Linked DNA regions of Homo sapiens: regions 1, 2, 3, 5 and 6 are each linked to region 4. Evidence: chromatin loops called from intact Hi-C (ENCODE). Cell type or tissue: endothelial cell of umbilical vein. All regions are shown on one strand.

Evidence for each region. A loop is a pair of places that touch in the nucleus more often than their neighbours do. Peaks named below come from ENCODE experiments on the same cell type or tissue, not always from the same donor. Only the 100,000 strongest peaks of a DNase experiment are listed, where the experiment ranks them.
Region 1: a loop joins it to region 4, with 5 times the contacts of the local background. A loop is called at or near these places in 9 of 110 quality-filtered maps.
Region 2: it touches region 4 in a loop (6-fold over the local background); 12 of 110 quality-filtered maps call a loop at or near these places.
Region 3: a loop joins it to region 4, with 5 times the contacts of the local background. A loop is called at or near these places in 2 of 110 quality-filtered maps.
Region 5: a loop joins it to region 4, with 6 times the contacts of the local background. A loop is called at or near these places in 17 of 110 quality-filtered maps.
Region 6: a loop joins it to region 4, with 18 times the contacts of the local background. A loop is called at or near these places in 22 of 110 quality-filtered maps.

What each region holds. Positions count from the first base shown.
Region 1 is chr4:69,771,474-69,776,473 of GRCh38, reverse strand. No RefSeq gene overlaps it. Among named protein-coding and RNA genes, the nearest start is that of SULT1B1, 13 kb to the right of the region's middle. In endothelial cell of umbilical vein, no CTCF peak of the experiment used is centred here; a DNase peak (open chromatin) is centred at 2,763; H3K27ac peaks cover 2,485 bases.
Region 2 is chr4:69,758,704-69,763,703 of GRCh38, reverse strand. SULT1B1 (sulfotransferase family 1B member 1) reads left to right here and starts at 3,084. Exons shown (of 8, transcript NM_014465.4): 1 at 3,084-3,245. In endothelial cell of umbilical vein, no CTCF peak of the experiment used is centred here; DNase peaks (open chromatin) are centred at 3,033 and 4,363; H3K4me3 peaks cover 1,518 bases; H3K27ac peaks cover 3,545 bases.
Region 3 is chr4:69,715,734-69,720,733 of GRCh38, reverse strand. No RefSeq gene overlaps it. Among named protein-coding and RNA genes, the nearest start is that of SULT1B1, 42 kb to the left of the region's middle. In endothelial cell of umbilical vein, no CTCF peak of the experiment used is centred here; DNase peaks (open chromatin) are centred at 1,923 and 2,103; H3K27ac peaks cover 3,166 bases.
Region 4 is chr4:69,820,508-69,825,507 of GRCh38, reverse strand. It overlaps a transcript of SULT1E1 not described here. Among named protein-coding and RNA genes, the nearest start is that of SULT1E1, 37 kb to the left of the region's middle. In endothelial cell of umbilical vein, a CTCF peak has its summit at 1,927 (motif pointing right); a DNase peak (open chromatin) is centred at 1,937; H3K27ac peaks cover 502 bases.
Region 5 is chr4:69,879,068-69,884,067 of GRCh38, reverse strand. No RefSeq gene overlaps it. Among named protein-coding and RNA genes, the nearest start is that of SULT1E1, 21 kb to the right of the region's middle. In endothelial cell of umbilical vein, a CTCF peak has its summit at 2,683 (motif pointing right); a DNase peak (open chromatin) is centred at 2,697; H3K27ac peaks cover 430 bases.
Region 6 is chr4:69,686,956-69,691,955 of GRCh38, reverse strand. No RefSeq gene overlaps it. Among named protein-coding and RNA genes, the nearest start is that of UGT2A1, 36 kb to the right of the region's middle. In endothelial cell of umbilical vein, a CTCF peak has its summit at 2,236 (motif pointing left); a DNase peak (open chromatin) is centred at 2,065; H3K27ac peaks cover 321 bases.

The DNA of each region.
Region 1 (5,000 bases), 49 kb after region 4:
AAGGAAGTGCACACACAATGAAATTTTATCTGTACATGTAGGTATATAGTAGTAGCATGAATGGAGTGCTAGCATGAATGGAGTTTTCTAGCACAATGCAGTGAAAAAACCAAATGTGTTCTAAGAACAGACCTCTAAAGAAGAGTAGCTGTAGCACAGTTGAGGAGGAAGCCAGTCACAGTGACATTCTCATAGAGATACAGTCCCTACTGTCATGAACAATGTTCTTTGTGAGCATGACTATATCTGGGTCATTAAAAGTTCTACTAAATAGCCTATTTTGCCTCATAACCCACTGCTCAGAAGCCATCTTCATTGTTCTGGCTTCTCCTGTTACTTAATGAGAAAGTGAATGCAAAAATAATAATTACAAAATACTATACTTGCATAATACTGACCATCAGTGATAGTACTAAGTGCTTCACAAGCATTATCTTTGAAAATATGCGCACCATCTCTGTGTATTAGGTATAGTATCATCCCCATTAATATATAATAAAATGATTTATTTCAGTTTTAGTAAAATTAAGGTGATATTATGTAGTACAGCTGTTGAGCTTTCCAAGTTTACATTAAATAACTTAAGATACATGAGACCTTTTAGGTTTCTGTATATTTTTAAAGAAATAAAGAGGTGGGTCTAGAGTTAATTTTGTGTCACCTGGCTATACAATGTTTAACTGACATAGGTGGTTTAATATATACCCTGTACCTATCATAGTGTACTCATAAAATAATAAACTTTAACCAGTAAATAAACACAGAATAGTGATTCAGACTTCTAGCATAGCTAGCCCATTTTTAATCTTTCCTGAAGAGCTGTAACTTCATGGCCAGTATCTCCAAAGGTGAAGAGTTAACAGAGGGAGGAGTAATGGGGTAAAGGTTGGAGATATTAAAGCGCAAATTACATGTTAATACAAATATAATTTTTATGTTTTACTGAAGCCACCTAAGAGATCTCAGGGTAAAAACACACTCTTTTAAGAGAGCTTTTGTTGTTTCTTTTTCGTGAAATGGAAACCACAGGCAGATATATGGGCAATAGAGGCAGCTGCTCACCTTTCCTAAGGCTATGAAAAGAATAAAAGGGCCATCTGTGTCTCCCCTTGCTTCTTCCTAACCTTGGCATAAAAAGGAGAGGTAGTCCTGCAACTCAATCCCTTTTATGGTAAACAAGAAGCAGGTGAGCCTCCCTGTATTTTTGTGAGTTAGAGTGTGAATGTTGGTCTGATTCCCAAGAAAGTAGTAACTCTCTTATCCTCTTTTTTTCTGCTGAGAAAAGGATTGTGAGTGTATGTGTGCTGTAGGTAGAACTGCGTGTGTATAAGTGGGGAAAAAGAACATATGTATAAATGGGCATAAGGTAACGAGCTTTGTTATTTCCTTCTCCAGGGGCAAGAAACAGGCCAGAAGTAAATAGAAAAATTATAGCCCTCAAACAGGTCTTCTTTCTTTGGCAGCTAAGAAAGTAAGCACTCATGTAATTCCCAAGATTACTACAATTTTGGTACTGAGACATTCATTGTCTAGTGTTCTGTAGACTCATTTTTATTAACAATGAGAAAGAAAGAAAAAAATACATACCCATTTGCTTAGCCCCAAGAACCTTGTCTGGCCTAACCAGATACCTCTCCCTTTCTTGAGAAAGAAGTGAATATATTGGTTGGTGGCAGTTGTGTATGAGAATTTACTTTTGTGCTCATTTTGGTTTCAATTGTGTTTACACAACAAGCAACAAGTAGGTTGGAGAATCTTGATCTGAACTCAAGTCTGTCTTTCTGATACTGGAGTTCATGATCTCACCACTGTACTGTTTCCATTGAAGGTTGATTAGTTGGTTTGGGGTGAAATAAATAATTAGAGATAAAACAATTGTGATAACAATTACATGATTGTATTTACCAGGTACAATTGGCTCAATAAAATTAATCTGTTTTCTATACCTAGGACTAAAAACTCCTATTATATGTCACATAACTCTGTGATTATTAACATATTCCTAACAGCCTTTCATTTAGAAATACCTTTACTGAGTACATTCTAAAGGCTAGGATCAGTCTTAGTCTATAGTACCAGTGTTACAGAAAAGGGGTCCCAATCCAGATCCCAAGAGAGGGTTCTTGGCTCTCACACAAGAAAGAATTCAGGCCTAGTCCACAGCACAAAGCAAAAGCAAGTTTATTAATAAAGTAAAGGAGGCTGGGCTTTGGTGGCTCACACCTCTAATCCCAGCACTTTGAGAGGCCGAGGAGGGTGGCTCACTTGAGGTCAGGAGTTTGAGACCAGCCTGGCCAACATGGTGAAATCCTATCTCTACTAGAAACACAAAAAATTATCCAAGCGTGGTGGTGCTTGCTTGTAATCCTGTTACTTGGGAGGTTGAGGCAGGAGAATCGCTTGAACCCAGGAGACAGAGTTTGCTGTGAGCTGAGATCATACCACTACACTCCAGCCTGGATGACCAAAAAAACAGAAAAAAAAGAAAAGTTTTTTTAAAAAAAGAAAGTGAAGGAATAAAAGAATGGCTACTCCACAGCCAGAGCAGCCCTGGGGGCTGCTGGTTGCCCATTTTTCATTTTTGTAGTTATTTCTTGATGATATGCTGAACAAGGGGTGGATTATTCATGCCTCACATTTTCAGACCATATAGGGTAACATCCTGACATTGCCACGGCATTTGTAAACTGTCATAGCACTGGTAGGAGCATAGCAGTGAGGATAACCAGAGGTCACTCTCGTCACCATCTTGGCTTTGGTGAGTTTTAGCCGGCTTCTTTACTGCAACCTGTTTATCAGCAAGGTCTTTATGAACTGTGTCTTGTGCCAACTTCTTATCTTTTCCTGTAAGTTAGAATGCCTTAACTGTCTGGGAATGCAGCCTGGTAGGTATCAGTCTCATTTTACCTAGCTCTTATTTAAGCTGGAGTTGCTCCAGTTCACATGCCTCTGACATTTACCCCCTCCCTTTTATAGGAGAACCCTTTATCCTAAGAGAGCAGAGGGATGAAGATCCATCTTCTGTAACTTTTTCTGCTGAATAAAGGTGATGATATTCCTGCCTAACCATGAGGGTCTCTTGTGTTTAGAATAGAGAGGAGCTCAGTCAGAAAGTGTTGGTATGGCTAGTGCCATATATAACTCCGAATTCTGACAAAAGGTGATTACTGGAAGATTAATAAGTTTTCAATATAATACAACATTCAACATTGTCCTGAATACCTATGCAAAGACTAAAACAGCAATATATTCCACAACAGTAAAGCAAAATAAGTAAAATTATCCCAAGTAAATTAATTAGTGGGCTTTCCATGAACTGGGCAATTGTTGGAACCAAGCTGATATGGGTTTGCTAGGTGACTCCAGTATATGCCCGGTATAAGAATACTGATTCAGATTTTTACATAACTGATTCCTCTTTTTTTTTCTGAGCCGCAGTTAGAGATCACTGGTTTGTTCACAGGAATATGCAGGATTACCATAAATTGCAGAAACATATTTAAAAACAACTGAGGAGACTAGAATCTAAGAGCAAATATACCATAGTTCTTCAAACATAATATTTCTCTCTCCAGTTTCCTATTTTTACTAAAGACAAATCGTGGTGAGACTGATTTGCCTTATTATATTTTGCCTGATTATTTGTATAAAGTGCAGCAAGAATAATTAATTTTCACATAGGCTTCTCAAAATTGGTTTTGATGAAACCCTATTCTATAGAAAGAATCTCAGATAAGATATTTTTGAAGTTGAGTCCTGCTATTTGTACCCTCAAATACCTAAGAGTTGGGTAAATTCCTCTCCCCTTGGGGCCTCAAGATAACCTGTGGCTCTTGGACCTGTTCAAAAGTGAGATTCTTGGTCAGGCATGTTGGCTCATGCCTGTAATCCCAGCATTTTGGGAGGCCAAAGTGGGCAGATCACCTGAGGTCAGGAGTTCGAGACCAGCCTGCCCAACATGGCAAAACCCCGTCTCTACTAAAAATACAAAAAATTAGCTGGGCATGGTGGTGTATGCTTATAATCCCAGCTACTCAGGAGGCAGGAGAATTGCTTGAATCTGGGAGGTGGAGGTTGCAGTGAGCCGACATTGTGCCACTGCACTCCAGCCTGGGCGACAAGAGTGAAAATCCATCTAAAAAAAAAAAAAAACAAAAGTGACATCCTTTAATTACCACAGGTCAGAGACCCTGTACAGGGACTGTGTAGGGAGTCCAGTTCCCCAAAGGGCTTTTACTGACTTTACAACTCAAGTTTGATTCCTTAAAGGAAAGCACACCATTCCAGTCAAAGCCTTGATAAAATAATTTCTCTGTGTCTTGTTGAAAAAAAAAACAGATTCTTATTGCACTTATGCAAATAATTATAGTGCCATAAATTAAGATAAAAATAGTTTCCAAATTCTGGAGAAATCAGGTAGAGAGAAACAAATATACACCAAATTTTGTTTACAGAAGTACACTTTACTCAATTTCTACAAGCTGTAAATAGCTCAAAGGTTTCCTTGACTCTGAAGAAACGAAACAAAAGATCAGCAATATTTTAAGCAGAAAGAGTTAAAAAGTTTACTTCAGTTTTCTATTGGTTCAGTTAATTCAGTTTACTCTTATTCTGCTTGATATTCATAAACATTTCAGCTTTCCTTGAGTATTGAAAGTTTTCCCCTCTATTCTAATGTCATAATTACCAGTTATCAGAAACCTGCATTCAAGAACACCTGCTAGAGTTCTATAGCTGATTATAAACCCAGCTTCTAAAGAGGGTTAAAACAACAATTGTTTGTAGATGACAAAACATCTTAGGACAGCCACTATTAAAGTCACAATTGATAAGGAAATTTGGTTACTTCTGTGGCACGTAACAATTTTACATAATAATTATAACTATTAATAATGTACCCTAAGTCATATTAGAATTATAGGAGTTTCCCAATATTATGGAACATATACCAATAACATATTTATACAAATATAGCCCAAAGAAAGCCAAACATCATTTCA
Region 2 (5,000 bases), 62 kb after region 4:
ACTGATAAATTTACTTAAGGAAGCCTGAGGTACAATTCCACAGGTTTCCAAAATTTGTCAGATTTCAGGCTGTCCGAATGTATTATATTATCTTGCCTATTGAATTGGTTTTAAACTTACACTATAAAATAATTTTCAATAGCAGATTTGTATACACAATTGAAAATATAATTTGTTCAGCTTTTGTTTTCAGTAGTTCACTACTGCAGAAAGTTGACCTATACAGACTCTATGTCTATGGAATGTGTCAGTTGACTGCATGAAGGTTGGTAGGAAGTGGAGGTGGTCTGTGGGAGCCAATGGCTCTATGCGTCATCAAAAGGAGAAAAGAAAATCATAGCTTATAAAATCACAAAATCACATTTAGAAAATAAACAAGTTAGCCTAGAAAGCTAACTTTCTAAGCTAGGGAATCTCAGAAAATTCAAACATTTCAGGTTCTCAATCAAAGAGAGACAGATTGACATACGACTGTCTCAATGCCCTCTATGTGCCTGTTCCTGATTCATTTGGAAGCCTAATGCTTCCCCATAAGGGCAACAAAATACAACTATAATAGGTGCACATAAACCCCTTTTGTCTGTATTCTCTCTTTAATACTCTTCCACCCTCTTTACAAAATGAAAATAAAACAACCCTGACTGGCAAAGATTAGGAATCTGTTGGCAGCATCTTTTTTTTTTTTTTTTTTGTAGTTCTTATTTTATTTTTTTTTTTTCATTGATCATTCTTGGGTGTTTCTCGCAGAGGGGGATTTGGCAGGGTCACAGGACAATAGTGGAGGGAAGGTCAGCAGATAAACAAGTGAACAAAGGTCTCTGGTTTTCCTAGGCAGAGGACCCTGCGGCCTTCCGCAGTGTTTGTGTCCCTGGGTACTTGAGATTAGGGAGTGGTGATGACTCTCAATGAGCATGCTGCCTTCAAGCGTCTGTTTAACAAAGCACATCTTGCACCGCCCTTAATCCATTCAACCCTGAGTGGACACAGCACATGTTTCAGAGAGCACAGGGTTGGGGGTAAGGTCACAGATCAACAGGATCCCAAGGCAGAAGAATTTTTCTTAGTACAGAACAAAATGAAAAGTCTCCCATGTCTACCTCTTTCTACACAGACACGGCAACCATCCGATTTCTCAATCCTTTCCCCACCTTTCCCCCCTTTCTATTCCACAAAACTGCCATTGTCATCATGGCCCGTTCTCAATGAGCTGTTGGGTACACCTCCCAGACGGGGTGGTGGCCGGGCAGAGGGGCTCCTCACTTCCCAGTAGGGGCGGCCGGGCAGAGGCGCCCCTCACCTCCCGGACGGGGTGGCTGGCCGGGCGGGGGGCTGACCCCCCCCCTCCCTCCCGGATGGGGCGGCTGGCCAGGCGGGGGGCTGACCCCCCCCACCTCCCTCCTGGATGGGGCGGCTGGCCGGGCAGAGGGGCTCCTCACTTCCCAGTAGGGGCGGCCGGGCAGAGGCGCCCCTCACCTCCCGGACGGGGCGGCTGGCCAGGCGGGGGGCTGACCCCCCCACCTCCCTCCCGGACGGGGTGGCTGCCGGGCGGAGGGGCTCCTCACTTCTCAGACGGGGCGGCTGCTGGGCGGAGGGGCTCCTCACTTCTCAGACAGGGCGGTTGCCAGGCAGAGGGTCTCCTCACTTCTCAGACGGGGCGGCCGGGCAGAGACGCTCCTCACATCCCGGACAGGGCGACAGGGCAGAGGCGCTCCCCACATCTCAGACGATGGGCAGCCGGGCAGAGACGCTCCTCACTTCCTAGATGAGATGGTGGCCGGGAAGAGGCGCTCCTCACTTCCTAGATGGGATGGCGGCTGGGCAGAGATGCTCCTCACTTTCCAGACTGGGCAGCCAGGCAGAGGGGCTCCTCACATCCCAGACGATGGGCGGCCAGGCAGAGACGCTTCTCACTTCCCAGACGGGGTGGCGGCCGGGCAGAGGCTGCAATCTCGGCACTTTGGGAGGCCAAGGCAGGCTGCTGGGAGGTGGATGTTGTAGCGAGCCGAGATCACGCCACTGCACTCCAGCCTGGGCACCATTGAGCACTGAGTGAAGGAGACTCCGTCTGCAATCCCGGCACCTCGGGAGGCCGAGGCTGGCGGATCACTCGCGGTTAGGAGCTGGAGACCAGCCCGGCCAACACAGCGAAACCCCGTCTCCACCCAAAAAATACGAAAACCAGTCAGGCGTGGCGGCGCGCCTGCAATCGCAGGCACTCGGTAGGCTGAGGCAGGAGAATCAGGCAGGGAGGTTGCAGTGAGCCGAGATGGCAGCAGTACAGTCCAGCTTCGGCTCGGCATCAGAGGGAGACCGTGGAAAGAGGAGAGGGAGAGGGAGAGGGAGAGGGAGAGGGAGAGCGGCAGCATCTTTTAAGAAGAAAATATGCTTTACATTTCTTTAATACATTTATAAGTTAAACTGATGGTCTAAAGGAATGTGCTAGTTTCCCTCTGGTCTTCCTGACTTTCCCAGGCCTTCATAGGTATAACTCAGGGGCAAGAGCTTGGTGGTTGTAGTTGTGTGTAAGTTTGAGACGAGTGCTCTTAAAAAATGGATTGATTTCCACTCATTTCTTGTTTATGTGATTCTGCATACCAAAAGAAGAAAAAACCAAGAGTTGTGGAAATGATTAGAGTATTTGTGTTTCTGATGCCAAAGTAATTAATCATTTCATCTTTAATATGTTTGACATTTAATGATATTAGAAACTCACGTTTATTCCAGATGGAAACATACTGACACATGCACAAACACACACAAAACCAATTTTTATTTCTGTTATGACCAAAATTGTTAGAAGACATTCTTATAAGATATAGAGAAGCAACAATTTTGATCCACTAACCCTTCATGTTCTTTCCCTCTGCATTTCTCAGACACTTTGAAGCTTGCAGAGAGCTTAAAATCTAAACAGCCTGTGCTTGTGCTGACTTATGGCCACCACCCTGAACCACTTCCTGGCTTCCTGGCTTTGCTAGCTGTTGAAACAGTGGAACTTGCCTCATGTGTGTGTATGTGTGTGTGTGTGATTGTGGGTGTGGGTAGTTTAACCTTTTTATATCTTAGCTGCCTGTAAACTCAGTGATTGCTACGTTCAGATCAAACCTTGAACTTTTTTTTTTCTGGTGCCAGGAGCCTTCCTGTGCTCCCCATTGCCTGCCAGAACCACCACCGTTTCCCATGGTTACTCTACAGCAGCTTCACTGCCTGAAAATGAAAACTGAACAAAGGGATTAAATTGTGAGGTAAAATTTGCTTTTCAATTTCTTTCCTTGAAGTTTTGTCCTATCCCCGCAGAATATTGTGTGCCTCAGAACAATTTCTGTTTTGAACATATTTTATAATTAGAAAGTCTTTTGCATAATTCCAATTTTCTTATAGGAAACTTTCATTGTTTATGCTGTCTAAAATCTCTCAAGCTTTCAATGTTCAATTTTATTTTTCTACATTTAGTGGAACTGAAGCATGCAAGGAATGGAGGTCTTCTCAAGAAACTGTAAGCCACTTAAAGAAAAAGAAATCTTTTTCAAGTTTTCGTTTCTCTGCTCCCATCCTTCATCCAGTCCTACTCACATGCATTCATGCACACATATGCACATACACACACCTTTAAGGTGCACTCCAGAATATAAAATATGTCGTTTACCACATTTATTTAAGTAGCTTGATTTGATGTGTATCAGATAGAGCTAAACTTTGTCAGAGTATGACAAATGAAAGAAATTGTTTTTTCTAATTGATGGAAAAATATAGTTTTAATGTAAAATGACTCAGTTTCTTCTAAAACAGGCATTGTTTTTTATTTTTCTCTTTTGTTCCATTAATATTCCTTAAAGTCAATTTTAGACATTTTAATTTTCAGCCTATGGCTCATCTTAAATAGGAAGTCTTGAGATCCCATGTATAATTTACAACTACTTTAAATAGCCTGTTCCTTTCCAATAGGGTTTAAAATATTTTATGAACTAATTTTTAGATTTTAAAGTAAATGTCATTCATAAATCATCTTTCAGCATATCTAGTTTAATTATATTAATTATTTGACATCTTCCAGTCCTCCTCTCCATACTCTTCTCCCCATATAATTCAGAACTCATCATTTATCCACTGGTCATGACGAGGTAATGCTGTTTGATGCCTAATACCCTGTAGCTTCCTGAATTGGACACACCCACTTCCCAGAGGTGACTAGCATATATTCACAAACAGCTGCCTTATTTTCATCTTCCTACTCATTCCATCCTTCTCCGGCAACAATTTTACAGCATGAAGTGCCTGACCTTTTTGTCACGGGGGATTTTCATTGTCAAAGCAAAAATCCCTTCCAATTTGTAAATACTCTTGTTTGAATGAGATAAATCACGGACATTTTTGACTCTGGGTTGGGCCTACGGTAAATTTTCAGTATGATCACATGAACAGAGCTGGGCAAACTAAAGTCCATTCCTGGGTTGCCACTCCCTTTCTGTGTTTCTTTGAGCAGACGCTCTGAAGATCTGTTTCCTAATCTTATCCACAAAATGCAAGTAAGACTTATCATTTCAGGGTAGGTAATGATTAGAGATCATATACATGAAGCACAATCAGTACAATTTGTTTTAAAAGACCCTGAATTCATTTTGATTAAATCATTTACTTACACCCTGTATCATTAGATAATTAAAGGTAGTTTAAAGTCATTTGCTCAAGTTTTAAGTGCAAACAAATTAGTTGAGGATCTTACTAAAATGTAGATTCTGATTCTGGGTTGAAACCTGAGATTCCACATTTCCAACAAGCTCTCCGTTAAGGCCAATAACACATGGGGCTTGTACATGGACTGTAATTTGAATAGAAACTGTAAATCAATTTTATGCATATAAAAGAATAGTACAAATTAAATTAAGATGAATAAATAAAGAAAAGGCAAAGGATGAACCAAGACATGAAATGGAACCAGAAATGATGCTATAAATATATAATATAAGCTACTTGCTACATGGGGAATCAATTTGTCTATA
Region 3 (5,000 bases), 100 kb after region 4:
ATACATAAAACAATTAAAACAGTGCCTAGCATACTTCAGTGTGCTCATTTAATATCAGCTGCCATGAAGGTAATCATTGTGAAAATCTTGAAATTTTATTTATCTAAATGGGATTGAGGCATCGGATTTCTTGTTCCACACTGCTAGCTGGCTTCAAAATGTAGAAATATGTCGCAAATTACTGGGAGGCAAGGAGGTTTCTGGCTTCATTACTGTTACCATTGTTCTTTTGTTGTTTGCTACCAAGTTAAATTTTTCACGTGTGTCAAGTACTCCTGCTTAAGGCATTATTCTCGAGTACTTAATATTTTCAACGTGTGTCAATGATCATCATTCAATAGAAAAGCACAGCAAGGCTATAAAGATTGGAATAACACTGCAAATGATACATAGGTTGTAATAATCCAGCTATTGCAAAAATAAAGATAAGTTAGATACTGTGACATAGGTGGATTGAAATTTCTCAGTGGGAATTTGATTACATGGGGAAGCCTATTTTTTAAATTTTAAATTTTTATTTATGTATTTTTATAGAGCAGGTTCTTGCCATGTCGTCCAGGCTGCTCTCAAACTCATGGCCTCAAGTGATCCTCCAGTCTCGGCCTCCCAAAGCACTGGGATTATAGGCATGAGCCACCATGCCCAGCCATAAAGTCCACACTGTCAAACATAGCATTTGGGTGTCATGTAAATTCACATATATATTCTCTCAGTAATGCTTTGTAATCATTTTGGTAGCAATTGGGAAATGCCGTGTCTCAGCATTTTTTAGAAAATGCCAGTGGACACATAGAAAATGATTTTCAAATGTGCTTGAAAATCTTAAATGCAAATTTTCTTGGCCCTATTAAAATCATAAATTTATTGGTCAGCAATTGGGAAATGGCTAAACACAAATGGGCTCTATCTCTTACTTTATCATCTTACCTAAGGCTGATCACAGCCTTTTCTCATTAGTCTACAAGAAGAAATAATTTTCTTAATAATTATAGAATATGATAATAGAATTGGATATATGCAATTGTGTAACTTAATTCAACATTATTATGATATGTAGAATGATATATAATTAGTATATTTTATATTTTACCATTTTAATTGATAAGTTATTAGATATGAGACAATACTGTAGAAGTATCCATAAATTCCATTTTAAAGCAAGGAAACTGAGACTCAGAACTGGGATTCAAATATAAGTCTGTTTGTCTTCAAAATGTCATTCAACATTACATGATACTTCATAGAATTATATGTAAATAATCACCTTCGGATATTAGATTACCTCTCAAACATGTCATGGAAATAATTAAGTAATGGTGCCTAAACTGACAATGTGAAATTTACAAGTTCTATTCTCTCTTAGAGACCTCATATGGCAAGGACACTGCCTACGAACTTATGAAAATTAGATTTATGAGTGCTTTTTCTCTATAAACTATGTCATAATTGGTGCTTGTTTATAGTCTTAAATAATGATGGCAATACCATAGTTCAAACTCATCTAGGTTAATTTGAGTTTCAAGTGTTGATTTTAAAACTTACTCATTAGAAAGGAATGTCTCTGGTAAAATGCATAGAGTCCCAACAAATGATTAATAAGATAATGCAGCCTATTCATAAGAAGGGCACTAAATGTACCCTGTCCTGTTCTCTTCTATTGAGAGAAAGAGAACAAGATGTCACAAATCTTATGAAAAAGCTTCTCCTGTAACTTCGAATATGGGAAAAAAGGAGAGGGAACAAACTATTTTCTCACAACTTGCATCCTCTATATCCCCTCCCTCCCTTCCTCTAGAACTATTGGCAAGAGTATCAACATTGTTGTGCATAGTAGAAGTTTTTGTAAAAGAAAGATTCTTGTAGCTCTCTCTAGAGATTCTGATTAAGAAAGCCTGGAGTGGGACTCTAATTTACACATTCTATAAAACACCAGAGGTGACTCAATAGCCATATTATATATTGCAATTTCCAAGTGACGAAGATGAACTACTCATTTTGCAAGTAATAGATAGATAGACAGATTTAACAGCTACAAAGTAGCTCCTTTTGTACGAATGAAATTCATATTTAGAAATGCAGAAAAATAAAATAATGAAAACTTAAAACTTAAAGCCAATGGCTAAATATAATTTGAAGGGAAAGAGGAAGTTAAGTGAATCACATAACTTAAAACTGGCCTTTAGCCAAATATGCAGTGTGTTTTAAAATAAATGGGTAACTTTCCTAGTACAGTTTGCTTAGTGTGTAAACTATTCATTCGCTTAAACAATGAGTGTAAATTGGGTTTCATTGAGAACATTTTTTTCTTATTCCCTGGGTAATTATTTCTTCCATTTTTTGAAAGCTAAGTTTCTGAATAGATTAGTACATGATAAAACTATACTCTCTCATTGTTTTGCCTGAGTTGTTCTTACTGTCGTATTTTGGGGTCTTGAGCTTGAACCACACTGGGCCTCTGCAACAAAGCCAAAATGCAAGGGAAGCAAACCAGAAAGGGATAGCAACATACAATAAAAATAAATAGATATAAAGTCTATTCAAAGCAGCCTAGTGGTCAAGGCACATTTTAGGGGTACCAAAATTTCATCTCAATATCTGAATTTTTCATGGTCATTGAAGTTTTACCATTTTTTTAAGTATAGCATACAGATAGAAAACTCCAAAAATCATAGATATACAGAGAAACCTTCCAAATAAACACACCTGTGTAACCAGATTTCATGTCTCTGGTTAATTTGGTTAATGTTTAAGAATTAGAACATTACCAGCATACTGGAGCCTCACTCTTCCAGTCAATGTTACTCCCAATGGAAACCACAAGTCTGATTTCTAACACCATGGATTACTTTTGCCTTTTATTTTGAAAGTTATATTAATGGAATGGTATAGATGGACTCTGTGGACTTTGTGACTTTTTTCACTCAACATTGTATTTTACTGATTTATCCATGTTGTTGCATGTAGTTGTAGTTTTTATTTTTATTATTATATAGCATTCCATTATGAGACTATACCAATGTTTATTTGCTTTTGATAAGCATTTCAAAATTTTCAGTTTGGTTTACTACAAATAGTACTACAGTGAACATGTTATTTACATTTTTGGTATATATATTTTATGTGCATTTTCCTTGAGTGTAGCCTAGGTATTGATTTACTAAATAACGTGATGTGCATACGTTTAAGATATACCACCATATACTTTTCCAACCTGGTTATATTGATTTACAATTACACCAGCTGTACAAAAGCATTCCAGTCCCAGATTTTATACTCATCACCTATTATTTTATGTAATTTTCATTTTAGCCATCTTGGTAAATGTTTATTATGTTCTGGTTATAATTGATATTTCACTGCTGATAAATTTTGAGTAAGTTTTCACATTAATTCATCATATTGATTATTCATTATACCTCTTTTGTGAAGTACCCATTCAACTCTTTTGTCTATTTTTTATGTGTTGCCCTATTTTTTCACTGATTTGAAGAATATGAATATCTATGAGTGTGCATGTGCATATGTTTGCTTACACATATGTACATATTTTTATGTAGGTGTGTATATATATACACCTTAAGATTTTTTGTATCTTTGCTCTTTTCAAAATCTTTCTTATTTTCATATTGTCTATAGAAATATTAGTGATATCCCTATTTCATCCTCAATATTGATGAGTATTCTCTCTCTCTTTTTTAATATGTCTTGCCATGTGGTCGTCAATTTTCTTACTCTTAAGAAACACAAAACTGTTGGCTTTTTTGATATTACATCTGCTATTTCATCTGCTTATTCTATGACTTGAGTTTTTAGTCACTTAACAGTGTCTTTTGGTATTATTAGTCTTAATATTGTTCAATTTATAATTTTTTCTGCAGAGTAAGCATTTTGTATCCCACATAAGAAATATTTGTTTGCAACGAGGTAATAAAGATGCTCTTTTTTTCTACAGGATTTATTGTTTGTCTTTCACATGTAAATCTAAAATATATCTGGAATGAATATTTATATGGTAGGACTCCAGTGGTTTTCCCCACCTAGAGATATCCAGTTGACTTAGCACAATTTACTAAAAAGGCCATTCATTCCTCACTTTACTGCAGTCACATTTGTATTACATCAGTTGTCCTTATAAATGTGGGTCTGTATCTGGACTATTTTATTCCACTGGTCTTTTATAAATGTTTACATGAACACCATATTGCTTTAATTAATATAGCTTAACAATGTAACTGAATGACTGATAGTAGAACTCAATTTCATTTTTCCTCAAGAATGCCTGGTCAAGTATTGGCCTTTTGTTTTTCCATATACATTTTAGAAGAATCTTGACAATTTCCCTTAAAAAAAAACCTGCTATGATCTGTATTAGGATTGCATTTAATCTATTGATCAATTAGTCAAGTAATTACATGATTACAAAAAACTATGCTTTTATTTGGGAATTATTTGCTTACCTCTAATAATTTGTTATTTCAATGTAGAAGTCGTATACTTTTGTTAGATTCAGTTCTCCACATTTGACCTATCTTGATCATTTTAAATGATATTTTCTTTAAAGGCCATTTTATAATTTTTGTTCCTGGTATGTAGAAATGCATTTGATTTTTAGTTTAACCTTTTATCCAGAGACCTTATTAATTTCACTTGTTAATTTTAATAGTCTACAGATTCTATCAAGTCTTTTTACATACAATATAATGTCAGTTATCAATGACAGTTTATAATTCTTCCTTTAAAAACTTTGTATTTTTTTTAGTTCTTCTTGTGCTGCCTAGCACATTTAATAAAATATTTAAAAAATAGTGAATTGAGCACTTAGGCTTTTGTTTTCAGTCTCAGAAGTAAAGCTTTTAATATTTTATCACTAATTCTATTTTTTGTATTTCTTAAATTGAAATTCTTCAATTTGTTAAGAAAATTTTCTCTAATTATGTGTTGCTAGAATTGTATCCTTATGCATATATTGAGATTATTTAATTCTCTTTTATAATTTTTAA
Region 4 (5,000 bases):
GCCTGGTATTTAGCCCCCGAATTCTAAGGAAAAATAGGACAGAATAGCAAGTGAAAGGGGTCTGATGCTACTCACCACTTGGTGATTGTCCCTTCACGGTTGCCAAAATGTGTCCAGAATTGGTTCCTTTCAGTGGGTTCTTGGTCTCACTGACTTCAAGAATGAAGCCACAGACCCTCGCGGTGAGTGTTACAGTTCTTAAAGATTGTGTGTTTGTTCCTTCAGATGTTCAGATGTGCCCGGAATTTCTTTTTTGGTGGGTTCGTGGTCTTGCTGGCTTCAGGAGTGAAGCCAGAGACCTGCGCAGTGAGTGTTACAGCTCCTAAAGTGGCACATCTGGAGTTGTTTGTTCCTCCTGGTGGGTTCATGGTCTCGCTGGCTTCAGGAGTGAAGCCACAGACCTTCGCAGTGAGTGTTACAGCTCTTAAAGGTGGCACATCTGGAGTTGTTTGTTCCTCCTGGTGGGTTAGCGGTCTCACTGACTTCAGGAGTGAAGCTGCAGACCTTCACAGTGAATATTACAGCTCTTAAAAGTAGTGACCCGAAAGAGCAACCCAAAGAGTGAGCAGCAGCAAGATTTATTGTGAAGAGGTAAAGAACAAAGATTCCACAGGGTGGAAAGGGACCTCAGCGGGTTGCCACTGCTGGCTCTGGTGGCCAGCTTTTATTCCCTTATTTGGCCCTGCCCACGTCCTGTTCATTGGTTCATTTTACCGAGCACTGATTGGTGATTTTACAGAGTGCTGATTGGTCCATTTTACAGAGTGCTGATTAGTCCATTTTACAGAGTGCTGATTAGTGTGCTTTACAGAGTGCTGATTGGTGCATTTACAATCCTTTAGCTAGACACAGAGTGCTGATTGGTGCATTTACCATCCTTTAGCTAGACACAAAAATTCTCCAAGTCCCCACCCGACCAAGAACCCCGGCTGGCTTCACCTCTCACTAGGGGCAGCAGGGTTCTGCTGCGTCTGGATCCCAAATTTCTTGCTCATGGCTAAACCATTATGTGAAGCCACAAAGTGAGAAAAAAGGAGCTCCTCCTCTGGGAGACTGACCAGGAGAAGGCCTTTAAAGAAATCAAAGGACCCTTGACTCAGGCTCCAGCTTTAGGGCTGCCAGATCTAACTAAGCCTTTCTTTTTCTATGTCCATGAGTGAAAAGGAATGGCCATAGGGATCCTAACCCAAGTCATAGGGTCATGGCACTGCCTGGTGGCATACTTATCCAGGAAGTTAGATTCTGTGGCACTTGGATGGCCTCCTTGTTTTAAGGCACTATCTGCCACTGCTCTGCTGGCACAGGAAGCTAATGAACTGACTTTAGGACAGCAACTGACAATCCAGGTACCGCACTCAGGTGTAACTTTGATGGACCAAAGGGGGTACCATTGGTTATCAAATCCGAGAATGACTTAATACCAAGGGCTCTTATATGAAAATCCCTGAATAACTTTAGAGATTGTGAATACTCTAAACCCAGCTACCTTGCTCCCCAATGAGTCAGTGCCAGGAAGTGCCCTTCATTGCCGTGTGGATGTGGTAGATGAAATGTTCTCAAGCCAGAGAGATTTGACAGATCAGACCCTCAGGGACCCGGACATTGAATATTTTATTGATAGGAGCGGCTTCATTCTAGGGGGGGTCCACTGAGCGGAGTATGCAGTAGTGACTTTGGACTCAGTAGTAGAGGCACAGTCTTTGCCTACAGGAACTTCTGCTCAGATAGCAGAGCTAATAGCTCTGAGAAGGGCTCTCCAGCTAGCAAAAGACCGAAAGGCAAATATTTACACAGACTCTAAATATGCTTTTCCACTTGGCATGTTCATGGGGCTATTTACAAAGAAAGAGGACTTTTAACTGCTGGAGGAAAATAAACAAAGTACAGGAAGAAATTCTACAGCTCTTAGACACCGTATGGGCCACAAAGCAGGTGGCAGTGATGCACTGTAGGTGGCACCAGAGGGCAGGAACATTAGAGGCTAAAGGAAATAGAAAGGCAGACACAAAGGCAAAGTGGGCTGCAATGATGACTCCACCTTCTAAAGAGGAAGCCTTAACTATGCCTCTCCTCCCAGAGATCCCCCTCTCGGAGACCCTAAGCTACACTCCAAATGAAAGAGCTTAGTTTGCTCAGGAAAATGGAAGCTACGTTGAAGGAGAATGGTGAAAATTCTGCAATGGGAGGCTAGTTGTACCTGAAATAGTGGCCCAGATAACGACCATCTGGGCTGCATGGTGAGGGCTATACTAAACCTGAGTTATCAGCCTGTCATAGCCTGATTAAGTGCCTTTGTCTTGCTTCTGTACATTAGTTTTCACACCACTTAGGAGTAGGTATATAAACAAAACCTTGTCTTTGTTTGGGGCCCAGTCTTTGGACGTTGAGTCTGCTGGGTCTGAGTGCACTCAATAAAGATTCTCCTGCTTTACCCTGAGGTCTCTCTTGCCCTCCTGATTTTTCTGCAGCAATAGCACCAAAGCAACTGCTGTATTTCCTCATACCACATCATAATTCCACAGGGAATTATGGATATACTCAGCACGGCCTTTCAGGGCCATTTTGTTGTAAAAAGTAAAATAAACATTATCCTCTGCTCTACATTAATTTTGCAGGACCATTTTTTTTCACTTTTTTCTTTATTTGTGCAATACATATTCTTCTAAACATCTCCCATGTACAGCAGTTCTTTATGACAAATACAACGGTCGAGGGGGAAAGCTAAATCAGAAATGGATTCCACATTCAAATAACTTAGGGTCTAGAAAGAAGACAAACCATGTAATTAAGTGACCATAAAACAAGATGGGGATGAATAAAAGTGATTGTAGACAGTAAACACCATAACAAAGTAGTAAAAATCTTGCAGTACAGAACCTAGAGTAATTCTTGACTCCTTTTCTGTTCTTTTTCTACAGACAGGGTCCAGGTTGGCATGGTCACAGTTCACTGTAACCTGAAACTTCTACGCTCAAATGATCTTCCCACCTAAGCCTCTCAGTCTCCCGAGTAGCTGGGACTGCAGGTGCATGCCATCACGTTTGGCTAATTTTTAGTATTTTGTGTAGAGATGGGGTCTTGCTATGCTGCCCAGGCTGGTCTAGAACTCCTGGCCTCGAGTCATCCTCCTGCCTTGGCCTCCAAAAGTGCCGAGATTACATGTGTGAGCCACCAATGTCTCCTTTATTTATTATTCCTGCAAACTAAGCAAATGGTTTAACTTAGAGCCTCAGTATCTTTACCTGTGAAATGGTAATAATAGTACCTACCTTAAAAGTTGGTGTTGGATTAAATGAATAAGTTACCCTGATCTGTTTCATTGTCTACCAACAACAGAATTGTTGAGGGAATTAATTATATCACAATAATTACATAAAACCTAATTGATATTAGTTTAATAAAAAGTAATGTATAAATGTTTGTTCTTTTCCATTGCTATAGCTAGATTAATATTGATCCAGAGCATAGAAGGACCATTCTTGCTTTTCCAAGTTATTCAATCTGGATAGTTCACAAGTGAGCAACTATACATAATTAACAACAACCTAACTATTACAACTATATAGTTCTGATATGTCAGTTATAATATCTGTTGATTTAATTATCAAACCTCAATGTAATGGTTATGAGCTTTTAATATTTCTTTCCCATTTACCCAAAAGCTTTAAATTACATTTCTTTGATATGACAGAAAATAGGAAATGGAAACTAAGAGATTAGAATTAAAACATATTTACTATCATAGCTTTAATATAACCATGGTTACATTGTTTAATGCACACGTAAAAGTAGCCAGGGACAGCTGGGTAGCCTGAGGTTCCCATGCTAGGAAGGAGAGCATCCTGCTAAGGATTGGAGTTTAGAGACACACGAATGAAAGTATCTGTCAGGATGGAATGATCTAGATATGATGGCCATGGATCTTCATTGATAGAGAAACTGTCTTCTGTATTAACTGACAGGAGAAAAGTGAAGAAAAGCAAAGGATATTCAAATGACAGATAATTTGGCTGCATAAGGGAAGAATAGTTCTAACTTCAAATCCAGCCCTTTCATATCTGTGTCTTAATGTTGCTCCATGTTTTATGCCAATCAAATTTGATAACATGAACTAAGATTTTTTATAAGGTATAGTGTATGGAAAAATAATACAGCCTTATTCTTAGGTATCAACAGACTATTAAACAAACTGTAATCATAAGATATGAAATTGGGTTATTTATTACAGTGATAAACCGCTGAACATTGTGTGAAAAACGTAGGATAGTTTTGCATTAATTTTAAGTTTTTATAAATTCTATAAACATTGGGATTTATTAAAAAACAGTGTTTTAACTGATGATATTCTGTTGGAATTTTCTAGCAATAAATGGGTGTTTTGTTCAACTCTTCATTTGTTTCTTGTTTCTGCTGTTGTGATTTATTGAAGTATATAATTTAGTAATCAAAGAACATTCATTTTACTTAGATTTGTATAATGTTAGAATGGTGATCATTAAAAAGTCAGGAAGCAACAGATGCTGGAGAGGATGTGGAGAAATAGGAACACTTTCACGCTATTGGTGGGAGCGTAAATTAGTTCAACCACTGTGGAAGACAGTGTGGGTGATTCCTCAAGGATCTAGAACTAGAAATACCATTTAACCCAGCAATCCCATTACTAAGTATATACCCAGAGGATTATAAACCATTCTACTATAAAGGCACATGCACATGTATGTTTATTGTGGCACTTCTCACAACAGCAAAGACTTGGAACCAACCCAAATGCCCATCAATGATAGATTGGATAAAGAAAATGTGGCACATATACATCGTGGAATACTATGCAGACATAAAAAAGGGTGAGTTCATGTCCTTTGCAGGGACGTGGATGAAGCTGGAAATCATCATTCTCAGCAAACTAACACAAGAACAGAAAATCAAACACCACATGTTCTCACTCATAAGTGGGAGTTGAACAATGAGAACACATGGACACAGGGAGGAAACATCACACA
Region 5 (5,000 bases), 59 kb before region 4:
AAAAGTTAATCACCAAGAGAATGGAGAAAATGTCCCCAGGGCATGTCAGAGGTCTTTACCGCATCCCCTCCCATCACAGGTCTGGAGGCCTAGGAGGAGAAAATGTCTTTTTGAGCCAGGCTCAGGGCCTTGCTGCTTTGTTCAGTTTCAGAACTTGGTATCCTGTGTCCCAGCTATGGCTAAAAGTGGCCAATGTACAGCTCAGGGCATTGATTCTGAGGAGGCAAGTCCCAAGCCTTGGTGGCTTACACATGGTGTTGGGCTTGTGGGTATACAGAAGTCAATAATTGAGGTTTGGAAACCTCCCCCTAGATTTCAGAAGATGTATAGAAATGCCTGGATGTCCAGGGAGAAGTTTGCTGCAAGTGTGGAGCCCTCATGGGGAACCTCTGCTAGGGCAATGCAGAAGGGAAATGTGGGGTTGGAGCTGCCACAAAGAGTCCCCACAAGGACATTGCCTAGTGAAGTTGTGAGAAGACGGCTATGATCCTCCAGAACCCAGAATGGTAGATCCACTGACAGCTTGCACTGTGCACATAGAAAAGCTGCAGGCACTCAATGTGAGCCCATGAAACAGCCACAGGGTCTGTACTCTGCATAGCCACAAACTGCACACGGCCATGGGAGCCCACCTCTTGCAACAGCGTGCCATGAATGTGAGACATGGAGTCAAAGGAGATCATTTTGGAACTCACCAAATAACTAACCAGCCAGAATTGGACTTGTATTGGACCTGTAGTCCCTTTGTTTTGGCCAATTTCTCCAATTTGAAATAGGAACATTTACCCAATGCCTGTATCTCCATTGTATCTTGGAAGGAACTAACTTGCTTTTGACTTTACAGGCTCCTAGGTGGAAGGGACTTGCCTTGTCTCAGATGAGACTTGGACTTTTGGGTTAATGCTGGAATGAGTTAAGAATTTGAATTTTTAAGTTAATGCTGGAATGAGTTGATACATTTCAAAACCAATCATGTCTTCCCAAAAGGGGAGTCTTAATTTTTGGGAAGTTAAGCTTTCCCAAAAGGGGACTCTTTATTTCCCTTTTGGGAAGGCATGATTGGCTTTGAAATGTGAAAGGGATGTAAGATTTGTGAGGGGCCAAGAGCGGAATAATATGGTTAGGCTTTATGTACCCCCAAATCTCATCTTGAATTATAATCCCCTTAATCCCTACATGTCAAGAGAGAGACCAGGTGGAGGTAATTGGATCATGGGGGCAGTTTTCCCATGCTGTTCTCAGGATAGTGAGTGAGTTCTTACAAGACATGATGGTTTTATAAGTGTTTGATAGTTCCTCCTGCATTCGTTCTTCTTCCTGCCACCTTGTGAAGAAGTTGTCATTTCCCCTTGAACTTCCTTGATTGTAAGTTTTCTGAGGCCTCCCTAGCCATGCAGAACTGTGAGTCAATTAAACCTCTTTCCTTTATGAATTACCCAGTCTTGGGCAGTTCTTTATGGCAGTGTGAAAACAGACTAATGCAGATAACTTTACCTGATTTTTTCCCTAAATAGAATGTTGTTTCTTCCTTTCTTCTTTCTTCTTTTGAGAAATCTGAGTTGTCATCTAAAACTCAGCTCAAATATTTCCTTTTTCATGGACCCTTTCCTCACTCTTCAGGCTTAGCCATTATTCTGCTCTAAGGACCAGGGAGGCTGGAAGGAAGAGGAATGAGCACAGTACTAAGGGAACTAAGCCATCTGTAGAGCTTACCCTCCCTGCAGGAGTGTTCACAAATAAAAGTACAAATTCCAGTGTGGAGTGTGACAACCTGGAGGGTGATTGTAGGTGTTATTCATGTCTATTGGGGAAAAAAGGTTTCAGGTAGAAAGCCTCTTATAATGGGGATATTTGTAAATAAGTGGGTAGGAGTGGGAAGGCACTGTGTTAGGGTTCCAGATTTCTTTGGTTTTTGAAATAGGATTTTCTCCAGTAATTAGAATGACCAGGAAAAACATCTGATCCTAAAGGAGATGCAGTTGGAGCACACATGAGGTTCTCCTCCAATTAGTACGAAATAGCACAAAATCCCAGTCAAGGATAGGGGCGAGGAGTTGCTTCATGTGGATTAGCACGCTTTTAAAGTTAATCGAAAAGACTAGAGCATAGTGAATTAAGTGATATTTTGAGGAAATGGTCTTAAAATGAGAAAACTGATTAAAAACACTATTCTCTTCTACCAAGCTCTGTCAACTTTACGTCAAGCACTAGAGGAAATAACACCATTGTAAATTAAGGCCTTCTATCTGAAATTGATCAAGAATAGGGAATGTGAATACATTTATTTTTCCTTTTTGTACTTTCTTTGTACTGTGCTGTTATATTCAGTATGACACATTATGGCAGTGTTATTATTATGTGACCTCCTTCAAAATAAAGGTCTACCTTTTACTGAACTGTGTTTTCACTGGCTAGCATAATGTCTGGCATTTAGCTAATGCTAATAAAATGTTTCTTGAATTAATTTTTAAATAGTCTTATATATTTAATTGAAACAACTATTTGAATTGAACAAAAAAAAAGATACTACTCAGACTAATTCACTCTCACAGAACTTGATAAAACACCAGCAAATTAATAGCTTTGACTGTCTCTAAACTTTTGGATCATTTTTGATTTTTCCTTTGCTCCAAGCCAGAAATCCAAAAATGAAATAACATTGCCTAGTCAATCTGCCTGCAGATATTGAAATGTGCCACTAGAGAGCAGCAGGATACTGTGCTGCCAGCATAGTCTGAAGCCTCAGTCTGTTCTGGGGTTGATCAGATGACACAGTCTTCAACAGAAAATTATTCTACTGCTTTATATAGATGAACAATTATTTATAGAATTAAAATATATAATTTTTGCCTAAGGAGTCCATTTTTACATAATTTGTAATTGGTAAGTGGTTTATTTTTATTTTTTTACTGACATAGCATCAGTTTTGTTCAGCTGTTTGAAAAAAAATACATAGACCATGAAAGGAAAAAATAATAATTAAGTGATTAAGAAGTGGAAGGGTTCTTTTTATTTCACATATTACAGTAATATTTTTAGCTTCTATGTTCTTTTTTATTTTTCTACAATGACAACATATGTATTTTGTAATTAAAATGTAAATATCAGGGAAATAATTAAGACATTTTGGTGTCACTTTGCTTGCACTGGTTGAGACTGGCCAAATCTGATAGCAAAGAAATGAAGAGAAGAAGGGCAGAAAGAGAACTCACTAGTGAACAATGTCACCTGAGCTCCTAAAGTTGCAAAGCTCACATTGAAATGGAACTGCTAGTGCAAGAGCTTTCAATCAATCACAGAACCACCTGACAGAACAAATGCTGGACAAAAACCAACCATTTGTAAAAGCAATATGACAACAACAATAATGACAAAAGATAAAATACCCTTCCCCATATAGGTAGGATCATATAAGACTTCTCTGAAAAAAAAAAATTGAAGCCTACAGAAGGATGAAAACTAAGCCTTGAACAATTGAGAGGTATGACGATTGTATATAGGAAGATATAAACTCATACAGATGACAAGTCTTCCTAAATTAATTAATAAAACAAAAGCAATAAAAGCAAAAGATTTGTTTTATATTTTAATTAGACATGCTGATTCCATGTTCATACAGAAAAATCAACAAGAATGGCCACACTTAAGCTCTTTCAAGGAGGCCCCTAATTCAGGTCTCACAGTCTCACATGGTTGCAGGCACACCTTGTCTTCTTACCCCTTCAGGCCAGGAGTGGTGATGGCTTCCTACCAAAGCCAGTCCCTGGGGTTCTTAGCACTTCTCACCACTTTCTTTATCTTGTCTGTACTTTCATGAATAGTTCCTTCATTAAACTATCTTCAACCAGATCCTGTTGAGTGAAATTATATTCCTGCTTGGCCACAGTAAGGTTTTTTGTTTATTTATTTGTTTTGTTTTTGTGAACTTGGAGTAGGGAAGGCTTTTCTATTCAGAGCTCAAAATCAGACACCACATAAGAACCTTAGATAAGATTGACTACATAAGATCAAAACATTTCACAATGTCTGAACTAACGTACACCCCACCAACAGTGTATAAGCATTCCTTTTTCCCTGCAACCTTACCAGCACCTGTTATTTTTTGACTTTTTAATAATAGCCATTCTGACTGGTGTGAGATGGTATTGCATTGTAGTTTTGATTTGCATTTCTCTAGTGATCAGTGATATTGAGCTTTTTAGACAGTGTAGCAATTCCTCAAAGACCTAAAGACACAGATACTATTTGTCCCTGAAATCCCATTACTGGGTATATACCTAAAAGAATATATATTGTAATATTATAAAGACACATGCACTTATATGTTCATTGCAGCAACAGCAAAGACATGGAATCAACCCAAGTGCCCATCAGTGATAGATTGGATAAAGAAAATATGGTACATACACACCATGGAATATTATGCAGCCATTAAAAAAGAATGAGATCATGTCCTTTGCAGGGACATAGATGGAGCTGGAGGCAATTATTCTTAGCAAACTAATGCAGGAACAGAAAATCAAATACCACATGTTCCCATTTATAAGTGGGAGCTAATGATGAGAACACATGGACACATAGAGGGGAACAACACACACTGGGGCCTATTGGAGGGCAGAGGGTAAGAAGAGGGAGAGGATCAGGAAAAATAACTAATGGATACTAGGCTTAATACCTAGGTGATGAAATAATCTGTACAACAAAACCCCATGACACACATTTAGCTATGTAACAAACCTGCACATCCTCACATGTACCCCTGAACTTAAAATAAAAGTTAAAAAAACAAAAAATAAAAAAAATCTGACAGGCAAAAAATGAAATTAAATCAAAACTCTTTGCATTGTAAAAAATCAATTCAAAAGTAAAAAGATATGTGATAAATGAGACTAAATATCTGTAACTCTTAATATGGAGTAAGGAGTAATGCTTCTAGTACATAACATAGCTCCAAAAAATCAATCAGGAAAAGACAACAACTAAAGAGAAATCTGAAAAAG
Region 6 (5,000 bases), 130 kb after region 4:
CCACATGCAGAGGAATGAAATTGGACCCATATATTTCACCCTATACAAACATTAACTCAAGATGGATTAAATATTTAAATGGAAGACTTCAAACTATAATAAAAATTTAAATGGAAGACTTCAAACTATAAAAATATTTGAAGAAAACCTAGGATATAATTTCTTGTCAAGGGCCTAGGTAAAATATTTTTGGATAGGTCTCCAAAAGCAATTGCAACAAAAACAAAAATTGGCATGTGGGACATAATTAAATTAAAGAACTTCTGCACCATAAGAGAAACTATCAAGAGATTACACAGACAATGTATGCCAAGTATATACACTGCTGAATTGACAGACTTTTCAATGAATGGTGCTTGGAAAACTGTATATCTGTATGCAGAAAAATGAAACTAGACCCCTATCTCTTGCCATATATAAAAATTAAATAAAGGAGGATTAAATATTTAAATGTAATACCTCAACCATGAAAATACAATAAGAAAATGTTGAGGAAACACTCTAGGACAGTGTTCTGGGAAAATATTTCTTGAGTAAGACCTCAAAAATACAGGTAACCAAAGCAAAAACGGACAATGAAATAGCATCAACCTAAAAAGCTCCTGTACAGTGAAGTAAACAAACAACAAAGTGAAGAGACAGCCCACTGAATCTGAGAAAATATTTGCCAAGTGCCCATCTGACAAAGAATTGATAAGCAGAATCTATAAGGAGCTCAAACAACTCAGTAGGGAAAAAAAATTGTCAATTTTAAAAATGGGTAAAAGATCTGAATGGATATTTCTCAAAAGAAGAATGGCCAACAAGTATATGAAAAAATGCTCAACATCACTAATCATCAGAGGAGTGCAAATAAAATCTATAATGAGATATCTTATCCCAGTTTAAATGTCTTTTACTCAAAAAAGTAGGCAATAACAAATGGCGATGAGGATGTGGAAAAAGGGGAACCCTTGTACACTGTTGCTGAAAAAGTAAATTATTACAACCATTATGGAAAACTGTGTAGTTTCCTCAAAAAACTAAAAATATGACTACCATATGGTTCAGCAATTCTACTGTTTGGTATATATCCAAAGAAAGGAAATCAATATATTTAAGAAATATGTGCACATGCATGTTTAATGCAGGACTATTTACAATAGCCAAGAGGTGAAATCAACATCCATTTCCACCAATGGATAAACGGATAAGGAAATCCTGGTACATAATACACAATGAATTATTATTCAGCCATAAAAATTATGAAATCCTGTCATTTGCAATAACATGGAGTGTCCTCCAGTTACGTTAAATTAAATAAGCCAGGCACAGAAAGAAAAATATTGCATGTTTTCACTCTTATGTTGGAGCTAAAAACAAAAATTAACTCATGGACATACAGAGTAGAAGGATGGTCACCAGAGGCTGGAAAGGGTGGTGAGAATGGGGGGTATAAAGAGGGCGTGGTTAATGGCTACAAAAATCAAGTTAGAATAAATAAGATCCAGTGTTTGGTAGCATAATAAGGTGACTATAGTAAACAGTAAGTTATTGTATATTTTAAAAGAACTAAAAGAGTTGAACTGAAATTTTCCCAACACAAAAAAAGATAAATGCTTGAGGCGATCGGTATCCCAATTACCCTTATTTGATCATTATACACTTTACACTTGCATCCAAAACAACATGTACCCCATAAATATGTGCAACTATTATGTATCCGTAATAATTAAAACTAATCTTTTTATCTTCTAACTAGAATATGCAACAGTTCATTAAGGGAAATAATAAATGGAAAAGTGCAAGCTGTAAATTCTCTGTTTAGCTAGGATTGTAGCTTATCATTACTACACAAATCTAAAACTAATGACACTTTGAAATTTCTTTGCCAAAGATTTTTATTTTTTTGGAATAGTCGTCTTTAAGTTTCATTGTCCCACTTGAAATTACCTTCTGTGTATGTGGCATCTCTAATTAAAGATAGTGGAGTAAAGAAACATATGCATAAGTTTTTGCCCATGCTTTTCTTACTACTGTTTTGTAGTTAAAATGTAAGTGAATAAGAAATATGTAATTGGTGAAAATGGAACATAATTCCAGTTTGCATTTGCCAGGGATTCCTCAACTTCTCTGATTTTGATTTCTTCATCTATAGCATAAAGTTAGGAATAGACAACTTTTGCTAGGGTTCAACATGAAACTGTGTAAAAGCACTTTCGAAACTGTAATATTAAAATCTACATCCTTTAGGATATGCTGCCCTCATGTGGATGATGATTGATAGTGCTGAATAAGTATGATGAGTCCAAATTATTAGGAATTTAATAATTTTGTTGATGGCAAAATGATAAAGTTTCATCTAAATATATATATATATATCCAAAACAGAGATGAACACACACAATATATTTATTAGGAAATTCTGTGGTTATTCTCCAAGCACTAGTTTTTTTTTATATTTATCAAGACTTTTTCAGGTTAGAGTTAGTGCTATTTATAAATTAAAACAAAGATATAAATACATTAAAAGTTTAAGCAGATTTCATTAGCAACATATCGGCTCCATTAATAGGTTTAAAATAATTTTAAACAGTAAAATGACACAATTTTTATTCAATACTATATATTAAAACTTCTAAAACTATTTCCACTAACATCTAATTAATATCCAGGATTATCTGATATAATTTTCAAGATCATTGAATTAAAATATAACTAGGTTTCAAAATAATGCTGGAAAATATTATTGTCTGATCTAAAAATGTTCAATACCTAGTTTCCTGAGGAAGTAACAAAGGTAACACAATAAAAATAACAACAACAACAAAATGATAAACAAGACATTGTAATCCTAGCGTTATTGTGTTTTAATAAGCCGTTTGGAAATCACTCACATTTGATTTTAAATGAGAGATAATTTTACAGGCCTTAAGAATTTATTTGTTCAAAGTCATTCAATGAAAGGTCTAAATAGATTCAAATTACAGAATAACTTGATTGCAGATTTTTATATAGTTTGTATCCATGTTGTATAATCATCATAATTCTATGAGAAAATATCATTTCACAGAAAAATAAGCCTGTGGGAAAATGTGTGTGTGTGTGCCTATGTGTGTGTGTGTGTTGTGTATGTACGTTGAAGGGGGAAGCATGTACTGAATTTGATAGAACTGATTATATTTCACTTGAAAATATTTTTGAGACATCAAATTAAATAGAGTTAGAAATTCCAGGAACTCAAATTCATCAATATAGTTGAGAAATTCTACCAAAGTTTGGCAAAAATATTGTCACATGAGAACAGTTTTAAAAAGCACAAAAATATCTAGGCAAATTCTAATACATTTCTAAGTGTATTGATTCAAATGATCTTTTGCTATTCCTGCTGCCAAAAATAAATTTATTTTAGCCCTGCGGTAGTTGCATGATTATATAAAAATAGAGCACAGTTAAGTGAACACTTTCAAATGTTTCCATTTGCACCCCCAAAAAGGAAAGTATGTAAAGACTAAAACATATTGTCCATTAATTCCTGAAGCCCTTAATGTAGTAAAACCTTCATGCTTTTCAGATTGAGCTTTGAATAAAATTTCTTAAAAAGGTACTTCAAACTTTAATTGACTCTATTAAGCAACAAATGTAGAAAAGTCTTAAATGTAGCCCAATACCCTTATTGATTAAAAAATAGCAGTGAAATTTCTTAATCAGATGAAAAATATGAAACAACAGCTATTAAACAAAAAGAAAAAATAAAACAAGGAAACTACCTTGAGGAAATAATCTACTTAATAATGAATGATTAGAATAATTTTTAAAAATCAGGATCAAGACAAAGATGTTCTTTAACATCTCTCCAATTTAACGTTGAATTTGATGTTTTAATTAATGCAATATACATATTTATGTTTTTCTAAAACAAATTGCTGAATTATTCAAATCAGAAAGTCTATCAGAATTGCTATATATGAAACTAATATACAAAAGTAAATTGCAATCTTACACACAAATAACAATCAGAAATTTTAAAATCACTGAATGAGACACTACAAATAATACAATATACCTATTAATAAATGTAACATAAAAAGATTCTAGTAATTCTAAAACAAATTATCCAATGGTTAATTCTGTGTTTGTATGAACTTTATTTCTAAAATCTGTGAAATAAATAATCGGCTTGATATGGTTTGGCTGTGTCCCCACCCAAACCTCATCTTGAATTGTAGTTCCCATAATCCCCACGTCATGGGAGGGACCAGGTGGAGGTAATCGGATCATGGGGGCGGTTTTTGCCATGCTGCTTTCCTGAGAGTGAATGAGTTTCACGAGATCTGATGGTTTTATAAGCACCTGGCATTTCCCCTGCTTGCACTCATTCTCTCTCCTGCCCGCCTGAGAAGAGGTGCCTTCCGCCATGATGGTAAGTTTCTTGAGACGTCCCCAGCCATGTGGAAACTGAGTCAGTTAATACCCTTTCTTTATAAATTACTCAGCCTCGGGTATTTTTTCATAGTAGCGTGATAATGGACTAATACAGGGCTCAAAATAGCCAAAATACATTTTAAGGACAAAGTCATACTCACCTGAACAGCTAATAAGGTAAATAATAAATAATAACACTTAAGTAATAATATAGTGTGGTAACAACACAGGGATGGAAAACTAGCATATAAAGAAAGGTAGAGACCTAATCATATATGTATAGCTAATATGTCACTGCATTTCATACCACTGGGAAATGGGAAAAATTATAGATTGCTTAATTAATGACCTGAAACAATTGTTTAACCACATAGAAACAAAAAGAGAACTGCATTTTTTTGTGCCTAACAAAACCAATTACAAATTTCTTAAAGAAACAGATTTTAGAAAAAAATAATTTTTATTATATATTATCTGTCAAATAGACATATAGTATTTATATAATATATAATATTAATGTATAAATAATATAATATTTATTACATATTAAAATTATATATGTTATATATCATGTTAACAACTCCTGGTATAGAAGC